Regions from separate parts of the Homo sapiens genome. Here region 2 is linked to region 1. The links are chromatin contacts, found by Hi-C or POLR2A ChIA-PET in ENCODE. All regions are on one chromosome and are shown on one strand. Each heading gives the region's core, a stretch centred on a gene start or an enhancer-like site at or near the end of the contact. The rest is flanking DNA. Distances are from core to core; before and after follow the strand shown.

What was found. Hi-C counts contacts between places; a loop is a spot of excess contacts on that map. ChIA-PET counts read pairs that join two places held with the same protein, here RNA polymerase II (POLR2A). Pooled maps may share reads with other maps.
Region 2: a loop to region 1 is called in a pooled map, with 3 times the contacts of the local background. The contact joins two enhancer-like sites. A Hi-C loop is called at or near these places in 4 of 50 pooled maps. POLR2A ChIA-PET finds 5 or more read pairs at or near these places in 5 of 52 experiments (Panc1, activated CD4-positive, alpha-beta T cell, activated T-cell and 2 more).

What each region holds. Positions count from the first base shown.
Region 1 is chr17:66,397,572-66,402,141 of GRCh38, forward strand. The region is part of intron 2 of PRKCA (protein kinase C alpha); the gene reads left to right. PRKCA-AS1 (PRKCA antisense RNA 1) reads right to left here. Exons shown (of 4, transcript NR_110822.1): 4 at 498-647. Among named protein-coding and RNA genes, the nearest start is that of PRKCA-AS1, 17 kb to the right of the region's middle. Within about 2 kb of position 1,985, at least 2 of the 41 ENCODE cell types and tissues checked have a DNase peak (open chromatin) inside an H3K27ac peak, as active enhancers do.
Region 2 is chr17:66,506,924-66,511,427 of GRCh38, forward strand. All of the region lies in intron 3 of PRKCA (protein kinase C alpha), which reads left to right. Among named protein-coding and RNA genes, the nearest start is that of PRKCA-AS1, 92 kb to the left of the region's middle. RefSeq lists an enhancer at 328-622. Within about 2 kb of position 2,073, at least 18 of the 41 ENCODE cell types and tissues checked have a DNase peak (open chromatin) inside an H3K27ac peak, as active enhancers do.

The sequences.
Region 1 (4,570 bases), core at 735-3,234:
AGAGATGCTGGGTGCCTGGGTCACAGGTGGTTTGTCGTTGCCCTTTTTCTTTTTTTTTCCAACTCAGCTAAGTTCAGCACTAGTTTTGTGACTTATTACACAGAAGACTTGAATACATCAAGGGCCTCTAGAGATTTGTGGTAACATCAAGATGTGTAGTCTGTAATGTGTCATGGGGGGTGTGAGCCATTCAAGGGGAGTTACTCTTAATGGTACCATTATTCAGGATACAGTGCTGATGCCTGCATCCTGATGGCACCACTGTCGTCCAACTCTGTTTGTGACATTGTTCATGGCCTCTGCAGAGTCAGGGAGCTCCTCAGGATAAGGCTCTGTGACATCGTCTAAACTCCAAAGAAGTAGAGCCATCATATTTCCTTCCCCAAGGGAGCTGGCATCTACCATCACTGAGGATTTTTTGAGTCTCTGTACCAGGACATGGACCTCAACTCTTTATTTCCATGATTAATCCCTATGTCAATGTACATGGCAAATGCTAGCATTTCCTTCATTTTATTGACGATAGAATCAAAACTCAGAGTGTTTAGGTAATTTCCTTGAAATTACACAGCCAGGAATGGCCAAGGCTGGGAATTGAATGGACTCCAGAACCCATGGTCGAAGTCCAAGCTCAATATCTCTGAGACCTGGAAGGAAATGAAACAGACTAAAATCAGAGTAACGCTTAAAACCATGAAGATTCCAGCCCACAGATTCTATCTGCCACATGCAGACACGATTTATACCCCTAGAGGGAAACTGAAGAAACAAGGTGGTGGTCATACAATAATAGACTCAAAACCCAACCACACTTTTGAAGTGAATAGTGGCTCATGATGGCTTTAAACATCTTAGGAGAAAAATCAAAGTTGGTGATGGGCTAATTTGGAAGATTAGCTGAAAAAGTTAAGTGGCAAAGAACTAAGTGATAGTTGGAGTGAGGAAGGCATTTTGGTGTGGAGAGAGTAAGATTGGGGAAGGAAAGCTCCCTGGGTAACTGTAGGATTAGAAGCTGTGAGGAGTGTGGTTTAATCAGACAATTTGGAAGCAAGACAGAGAGGGAACAGTCCCCATTTGGAGAGTGTTAGTGTTCAGGGTAATCAGAAAGGAAGAGTCGGAAGCATATGTAATTAATGAACGAGAAAGGCAGATGGATGATGGGGAGGTGGGTGGCGTCGCGCTACTCATATGTTCTTTTGATAAGTAAAATTATAGCATAATTTCTCACTCATTGGAAACAAGGTTATGCAATTAGGATCCTGCTGCTGCTAAAAGCTTCCAGAGATTTTAGTGCACTGGGCAGACAGAGTGATGATGTTTACTTTAAAAATCGAACTTCTCGTTTGAGATACTTAATTTTATTTAATGCTCGATTTTTGTATTTACTGGTTCTGCATTTTCTCATGTAGATTAAGATCCAATTTAGAGAAGAAATATATGGGCAGTTTGGCTGTAGAAAGCACAGAGGAATGATGCTGTGGATATTGATGCACCATGTGGTAGACAGCATTTTCTTTTCTTTTCTTTTCTTTTTTTTTTTTTTTTGAGACAGGGCCTTGCTCTGTCTTCCGGGCTGGAGTACAGTGGTGCGATCGCGGCTCGCTGTACCCTCAACCTCCTGGGCTCAGTTGATCCTCCCATCTCAGCCTTCCAAGTAGTGGGACACCATGCCCGGCTAATTTTTGTATTTTTTTGTAGAAGATGGGATTTCGCCCCATTGTCTGGTCTTGAACTCCTGAGCTCAAGTGATCCGCCCACATTGGCTTCTCAGAGTGCTGGGATTACCTGGCTGACAGCATTTGTTTTAAAGCAGTAAATGAAAATTTGGGTATTCCTTTTAAGTTTTTCAAAATTTCAATCTGCAGTTTTTAATCTATACAAAAAACTGTGGTAAAAGACGCCTAACATAAAAATTACAATCTTAACCACTTGCAAGCCTACAGTTTGGTAGTGTTAAGTAGATTCACCTTTTGAAACAGACCTCCAGAACTTTTTCATCTTGCAAAACTGAAACTGTTTGCCTATCAAACAACAGCTCTTGGTTTCCTCTTCCTCCTAGGCTTTGGCAGTTACTATTCTACTTTGTTTCTATGAATTTGACTGCTTTAACTAACTCATAAATGGACTCATACAGTATTTGTCTTTTTGTGATTCGCTTGTTTCACTTAGCGTACTATCCTCCAGGCTCACCCACATTGTAGCATGTGACAGGCTTCCTTTCCTTTTCAGGGCTGAATAATATAACATTATATATATGGATATGTACATTGAATATCCCTTATCTGAAATGCTTGGGATCAGAAATGGTTCAGATTGGGGATTTTTTTAGATTTTGGAATATTTGCATAATTCTTCCAGGTTGAGCATCCCTAATCCAGAAATCTGAAATGCTCTAATGAGCATTTCCTTGAGCATCATGTTGGTACTTAAAAAGTTTCGAATTTTGGAGCATTTCAGATTTCAGATTTTTGTGTTAGGGATCTTCAACATCATTCTATTTTTTTAATCTGTCAATGAATAAAATTACAGTTTTAACCACTTGTACACATACGGTTTGGTAGTAGTGTTAAGTATATTCACCTTTTTTTGTTGTTGTTTGAGATGGAGTCTAGCTCTGTCGCCCAGGCTGGAGTGCAGTGGCACAGTCTCGGCTCACTGCAACCTCCACCTCATGGGTTCAGGCAATTCTCGTGCCTTAGCCACCTGAGTAGCTGGGACTACAGGTGCGTGCCACCACGCTCAGCTAATTTTTGCATTTTTAGTAGAGATGCGGTTTTGCCATGTTGGCCAGGCTGGTCTCAAACTCCTGACCTCAAGTGATCCCCCCGCCTTGGCCTCCCCAAGTGCTGGGATTACAGGTATGAGCAACCATGCCTGGGTTAACTATAGTCACCTTTTGAAACAGACCTCCAGAACTTTTCGTCTTGCAAAACTGAAACTGTCTGCCTATCAAACAACAACTCTTCGTTGCTTCCACCTCTTGGCTACTCTTGAGTAGTGTGGCTATGAACACGGGTGTACAAATATTTCTGAGACCCTGCTTTCAATTCTTTAGGATAGATAGCCAGAATTGAGATTGCTGGATTACATGATGGTTCTATTTAATTTTTTGAGGGGCTTCTGTACAATTTTCCATTGTGGTTACAACCATTTTACAGTCTAAGCAACAGTGCACAAAGGTTCCAATTTCTCTGCATCATTGCCAACACCTTTTAGAAACAGTAGCCATCCTAATGGGCATGAAGACTATCTATAGTTTATTATGTCAAGCTTTTCTTCATGGTTATAAACGAATATTGTGATGAGTGATTTATCTATGTTTGCTGCTTTACTCCCCAGGGGAGGATGAGTATACCATATATGTCCATATTGATACCTATCTCAGAATACTGGTTGTACAAAACTATTCCAGGCATTGTTCTTCTTTAAGTATTTGGGGTGTTTCTTTTTGCTTATAATTTAGTACAAATGTTCTCAGTTCAGTTAATAATGAGTCCTACTGTGTGGCAGTTGAGAACATGAAGATAACCAGAACACAGTTCCCGCCCTCAAGGGACTGATGAGAAGTAGCCACGTTTTGTAGGAACGGGCAAATGAAGTGGCAAAGGAAGGTGGCCATGGGTTGCCATAGGAGCGCAGGTGAGGGATGAGGAAAGGAAGCACTAAACCAGGTCAGCTTGTGACGTGGGATAAAGAAGGCTTCTTGCAGGTAAAGCCAGAGCTGAATTTGGAAGATGGTAGGAGTTCACCTGCTAACCTGGGAGGTGTGAGTGGAGTGCCTGCGGCTGGACCCACTTTGAGCAATTGGAAAGCCTGTATAGGAAACCATAGGTGACATGATGCCAAGTGGACATGACATTCAGGGAGATGATAGGCAGAAGGTGAGGCCAAAGAAGTTGGCTGGATGTATGTCAGAGAACGTGGTTTTTATGCAATCATTGATGGAAAGCTCATGACGCATTCAGTGATGTGGACGGCTTTGTGCTCTCTGCAGACCACTCTGAGGGCAATGTGGAGGTGGAGGCAGAGAGATTAGGTAAGAGGTTTTTGTGAAAGTTCAAGTGAGATAAGGAATGAACTAGGGCAGTGGTAGTAAGAATGAGGAGAAGGGAGAAAACCTGCCAAATACTTAAAAAAATTAGCAGCCATATGCCGGTTAAGTGTATGAGTGGTGAGACAGAGGGAACATTGAAGATAACCCACAGATTTCTGGCAGTGGTTCCGTGATCTGAAATTAGGAATATAAGAATAGACACTGAGGGTGGACAGGATCAATTCCCTTTTGGACATTTTGGGTTTGATGTGTCTGTAGAAGACACAAATGGTGATGTCCAGTTCACCTTGGGTTTGTGAGTCAAATTTGACAGATTCAGATAGAGACACACTCTTGGTTCTTATTAGATGTATGCAGTAGTTAAAACTATGAAAGCAGATCCATCCCCTATGTTGGAGGGGCACAAAGAAAAGGAGCAGCCCACCAAGGAGCTGGAGAATGAGAATCGGGGTGGACCAAGAGGGAGTCGTGTCTCAGGGGCTGGGGAAAGTAGAAAGGTTCCAGAATGAGTGAGTG
Region 2 (4,504 bases), core at 823-3,322, 110 kb after region 1:
AATGGTGTCTGGAGAGCCTGCTGTAGGAGTGCAAATTCTCGGAAGCCCAGAGTTGGAAGATCCACGGCACAGGATGTGACATCTTTGTGATACCATGTATTTAGCGTCTCTTATGTGTCTGGTGTTTTTCTTGCATTTATTCATTGTATGTAAACATTAAATGTTTCTTGAGCATTTATTGTGTGTGAGGTATTATGGGAGGCAAAGGTTAAAAAACACAGTTCTTGTCTTCAAACAACTTATCCTTAGTGGGAAGTCATGTATATGAATAAATATTACTATTCAAATAGTCACTTCAGCGGATAACATACATAAATGCACTAGGTATGCATTATTGTTCCCATTGTACAGATGTGCAAATTGAGGCTTGAGGTAGTTAAGTGATTCTCCCGAGTGCAGTAGTAAGTGGAGCACTAAGCTTTGAACTGGACCTCTCAACTTCCAAACCTGTTCTTTTTCCACAGTACCACGTGACTGAACAGCAAAGCTAACTTAGGGGCAGTTTTCTGTCAGTGAAGGTTCCATTTTTGTGGGTGGAGTCTGGGGTCATTGTGACTATGAGAAATCTTAAAATGGTAAAAGAAATTTGGAATCATACAATCCTGAGACATTAACAGTAAAAACCTTCACAAGGCAGATTAGCAACGTGAACTAGTAAAGACAGGAGCATGTAGGGCTGATGGGACCGGGTGGGAGCTGGCAGCAGTTTGGAGACTTGGTTTAGGTCCTTCTGAAGAGGGTACAGAGTGGGACTTTTCAGGACATTGGGTTTCTGGAAAGATCCGTTTCAAGTGTCTACACCCTAAGCTGAAAGCCAGCCCAGAGAGCTTTTTGGCTCATGCTGGGGCTTATTCCTGGATTCTGATGAGTCATGTTTTTTAGAAGCTGAACTTCTAAACTTCTAAGCCGAGTCCCATTCAGTTAGCTGGTACCTTCCTCACCTTGGCTTTGTTTTCTGTTTTTGCTGCTTAATACATTTCCAGCAGGAGATTTAGGAAGGGTCTGTGGACAGAGAAGTAGATTTCCCAGGATCTAAGAAAAGAAGGTTGGTTTACTGTGGGTATTCTAGCTGTCATTATAACTGTGTTATTTTATTTATTTACAAAGGGATCATGAGCCAGAACCAATCATAACAATCAAATGAACCCACTCACTGTTTCAGCCTCTGATGGTGGCTAAGAGAAAACAGCAAGTGGGGAGCACCCCCCCTCACAGTCGCCTCTATTATGTTGTACCAGAAGCTGGGATCCAGCACCCTCAAACGTAGAGGCTTGTACTAGCAAGAGTCACATGGACAGTGGGAAGGTCCATTCTAATTATTTTGTTAGTAATTCAGTCTGTTCTATTTATTCTTATAATCTAGCACATTCCAAAACATATTTGTTTTGAGAATGATAAACCAAGGGGAAAAGTCAGGTTTTAAGAAGAATGTCATGGCCACGAAGATAACACTGCCGTTGGGCGTTGCCGTGGTTCTGACTGGGTGAAGGTTTCCCAGTGACCATCTTTGTGTGGAAAGAGCACTCTGCTCCTGATGTTGGGGATGTCATGCCACCCACGTACATCACTGTCCTCAGCATTCCAGCACTCTTGCCTATTCTCCGTGCATCTCTTCCACCCTGCAAGCCATTGCTTATGTCACCCTGATTGATCATGGTGTAACACCCAGCTGTCCTCTGCACACAGGATCCCAAGCCAGAAGTCTCAGGATTTTCTTGGTTGTCTCCATCTTTTTTTTGTTTCACGCACCTAATAGGTTTCCAAGTGCTACGAGTTCTGCTTTCAACTCTCTTTCCTCTCCATCTCCATAGCCACTGTCTTTGTGAAGGCCTTGTTGTGTGCTGTGAGTTGGTCTTACTGACTCTGGACTGTTTCTCCTCTATGAACTGTCTTTCATATTGCCACCCCGTGGTACTCCAGTTGTTGTTGTTTTTGTTTTTTAATGTGATTATGCACTCTCTTGCTTATCATCTTCCAAGGTTGGTACAGAGTCACTCACAGCGGCCTCACTGGCTGTTAGCTGTGGCTGCTGGCCAGGGAGTCCTAAGGTCTGCCCCACATTAGCTTGGGAGGGTAGTGCAGGTTTTTTACAAGGGAGTGGCAGTTTTCCAAGAAGGAACACCTCAGTGTACACACACTTAATAGGCTTCCCCTGGCGCTGTGTTTCCCAGTGTTTCATTGGCCAAAGCCCAGAGTCACTGTGAAGGTTTATGAATCAGGGTTCTCCAGAGAAAAGGAACGTGTGTGTGTGTGTATGTGTGTGTGTGTGTGTGTGTGTGTGTGTGTAAAGAGATTTAATATAAGATGTTGACTCAATGCAATTATGGAGGCCGGCAAGTCCCAAGATTTGCAGGGTGAGCTGGCAAGTTGGAGACCCAGGAGAGCCAATGGGATAGCACCAGTCTGATTCTGAAGGTCTGGGAGCCAGGAGAGCTGATGATGTAAGTTCCAGTCCAAGCTCAAAGGCAGGCAAGCTTAAGACATCAGCTCTGAAGTAAGAGCTGATGTTTTAGATTGAGTCCAAGAGCAAGAAAAAGCTGGTGACCAAATCTCAAGGCCTTCAGGCAAGAAGAATCCTCTCTTACTTGGAGGGAGAGGCAGTCTTTTTGTTCCATTCAGGCCTTCAACAGATTGGATGAGATCCACCTGCACTAGGAAGGACAGTCTGCTTTGCTCAACCTCCCGATCTAAATGTTAGTATCATACAAAAACACCATTGTGTAAACACCCAGAATAACGTATGACCAAATGTCTGGGCACCTGGGGCCCAGTCAAGTCGGCACATAAAATTAACTATCACAGAAGGGTGTGGAACCTGGGGGTATGAGTCACTGGGGCCGTTAGTGTAACCATTTGCCACAGGCAGACTTGTTTGGGTTATAATTCTTTCCTGTAAATCTTATTCATCTCTGTATCCCCAATGCCTAGTATGATCTCTGACTTATAGTAGGTGATCATTAATGTTTGTTGAAAGAGCGAATGAATGGAAAAAAAAAATGAAGTCTTTGATTCCCTAAAGAAAATGAAAATAATTTCATAGACTTGAGTCAAGCTTGTCCAACCCACCTTATTTTGTTGTCGTGGTGGTTCTGTTTTGTTTTGTTTGAGACTTTTGGCAACCTGAAGCCATGTTTTTTAGTTTCTATCTCTAGTGATAAGCAGAAAAGAGGGATGAGGAAGGGGCTTTACTGGCCCAACAAGAAACAGAAACTAAGAACCCATGACTGTATTCTCTCCCTTGGACACTCCTAGGAGTGGAATATCTGTGAAATGTTTCCTGCGATTCTCTCAGAATCAATACCAGCCACTTCCTGATTACAAGTTACCATCTTTAGAAAGAGAATTTTGTTTTCGGGGGGAAAAGGTTTTTTGTGTTGAGGGACTCTTCAGTGCTTGAAGTTTAAGCCTAACGAAATTATGCAAGATGCCCACTGAACTGTGCCTGCTGTGTGACCAGAATCTCTTAACCTCATGAGCATTTTTTGGTTAAATGTTGGTAGGAAAAACTGCTTATTGAAAGGCAAAACTTGTTTTGTCACCTGCGTATTTTAGGGTGATCATCCTTGAAGTGATGGCTTATCATGTAGAGAGGTTTGTAACCAATTGCAATTCAAAAGGGAGAAATGGAGAGAGCTAACAGCTTAAGGAATCAATAGCCTTTGATTTCTTTCCCATTTGATCACTGCCTTTCTGGGTATATTCCTGACTTTACATAGCCTGCCTTTGCCAGGACAGAGACTGTCTTCAGAAATCTTAGAGTTTACTATTCTTGTTCATGAGAAATTGTTATGAGATTGCTGTAGGAAAGTATGTATTTTACTAATTTTATTATTTTTTTTTGAGATGGGGTCTCACTCTGTCGCCCAAGCTGGAGTGCAGTGGCCCAATCATGGCTCACTGCAACATCAACCTCCCTGGGCTCAGGTAATTCTCCTACCTCAGCTTCCCTAGTAGCTGGGACTACAGGCGTGCACCACCATGCCCGGCTAATTTTCGTGTTTTTTGTAGAGACGGGATTTTGCCTTGTTGCCCAGGCTGGTCTCGAACTCCGGTACTCCGGTGATCTGCCCACCCCTGCTCCCCAAATAACGTATTTTAAAACATACAGATTATAACTGCTTTACAATAGGTGAGGCATTTTTTTTCGTGTCATAAAACATGCCTGTGATGAATGCCTTTAGGAAAGCAGTACGCCTATTGCTAGCTTTCTGCACTTCCAAGTCCCAAGCCTATTCCTCCTCATCCCTTTTTCAAGGCAGGAAGCTTTGTAGAATGAGCATGGGATATCAGTGTTTAAAACATAAGAATTTCATACTCGAAAATGATCTTCTCTGTGGAGGTGGGTGATTTTAGGTTTCTAGATATTAAGCTTGTATTATGACTCATTTGTTCTTAAACAGGTTGTTCTCCAGTTACTAAAATTAATCACAAAAGACCAAGGAAGCTTGAAAAAGAAGGGGAGTTCATACAGCAGGTCTTAAAATTAGAAAGGCAGGGCTGCTCT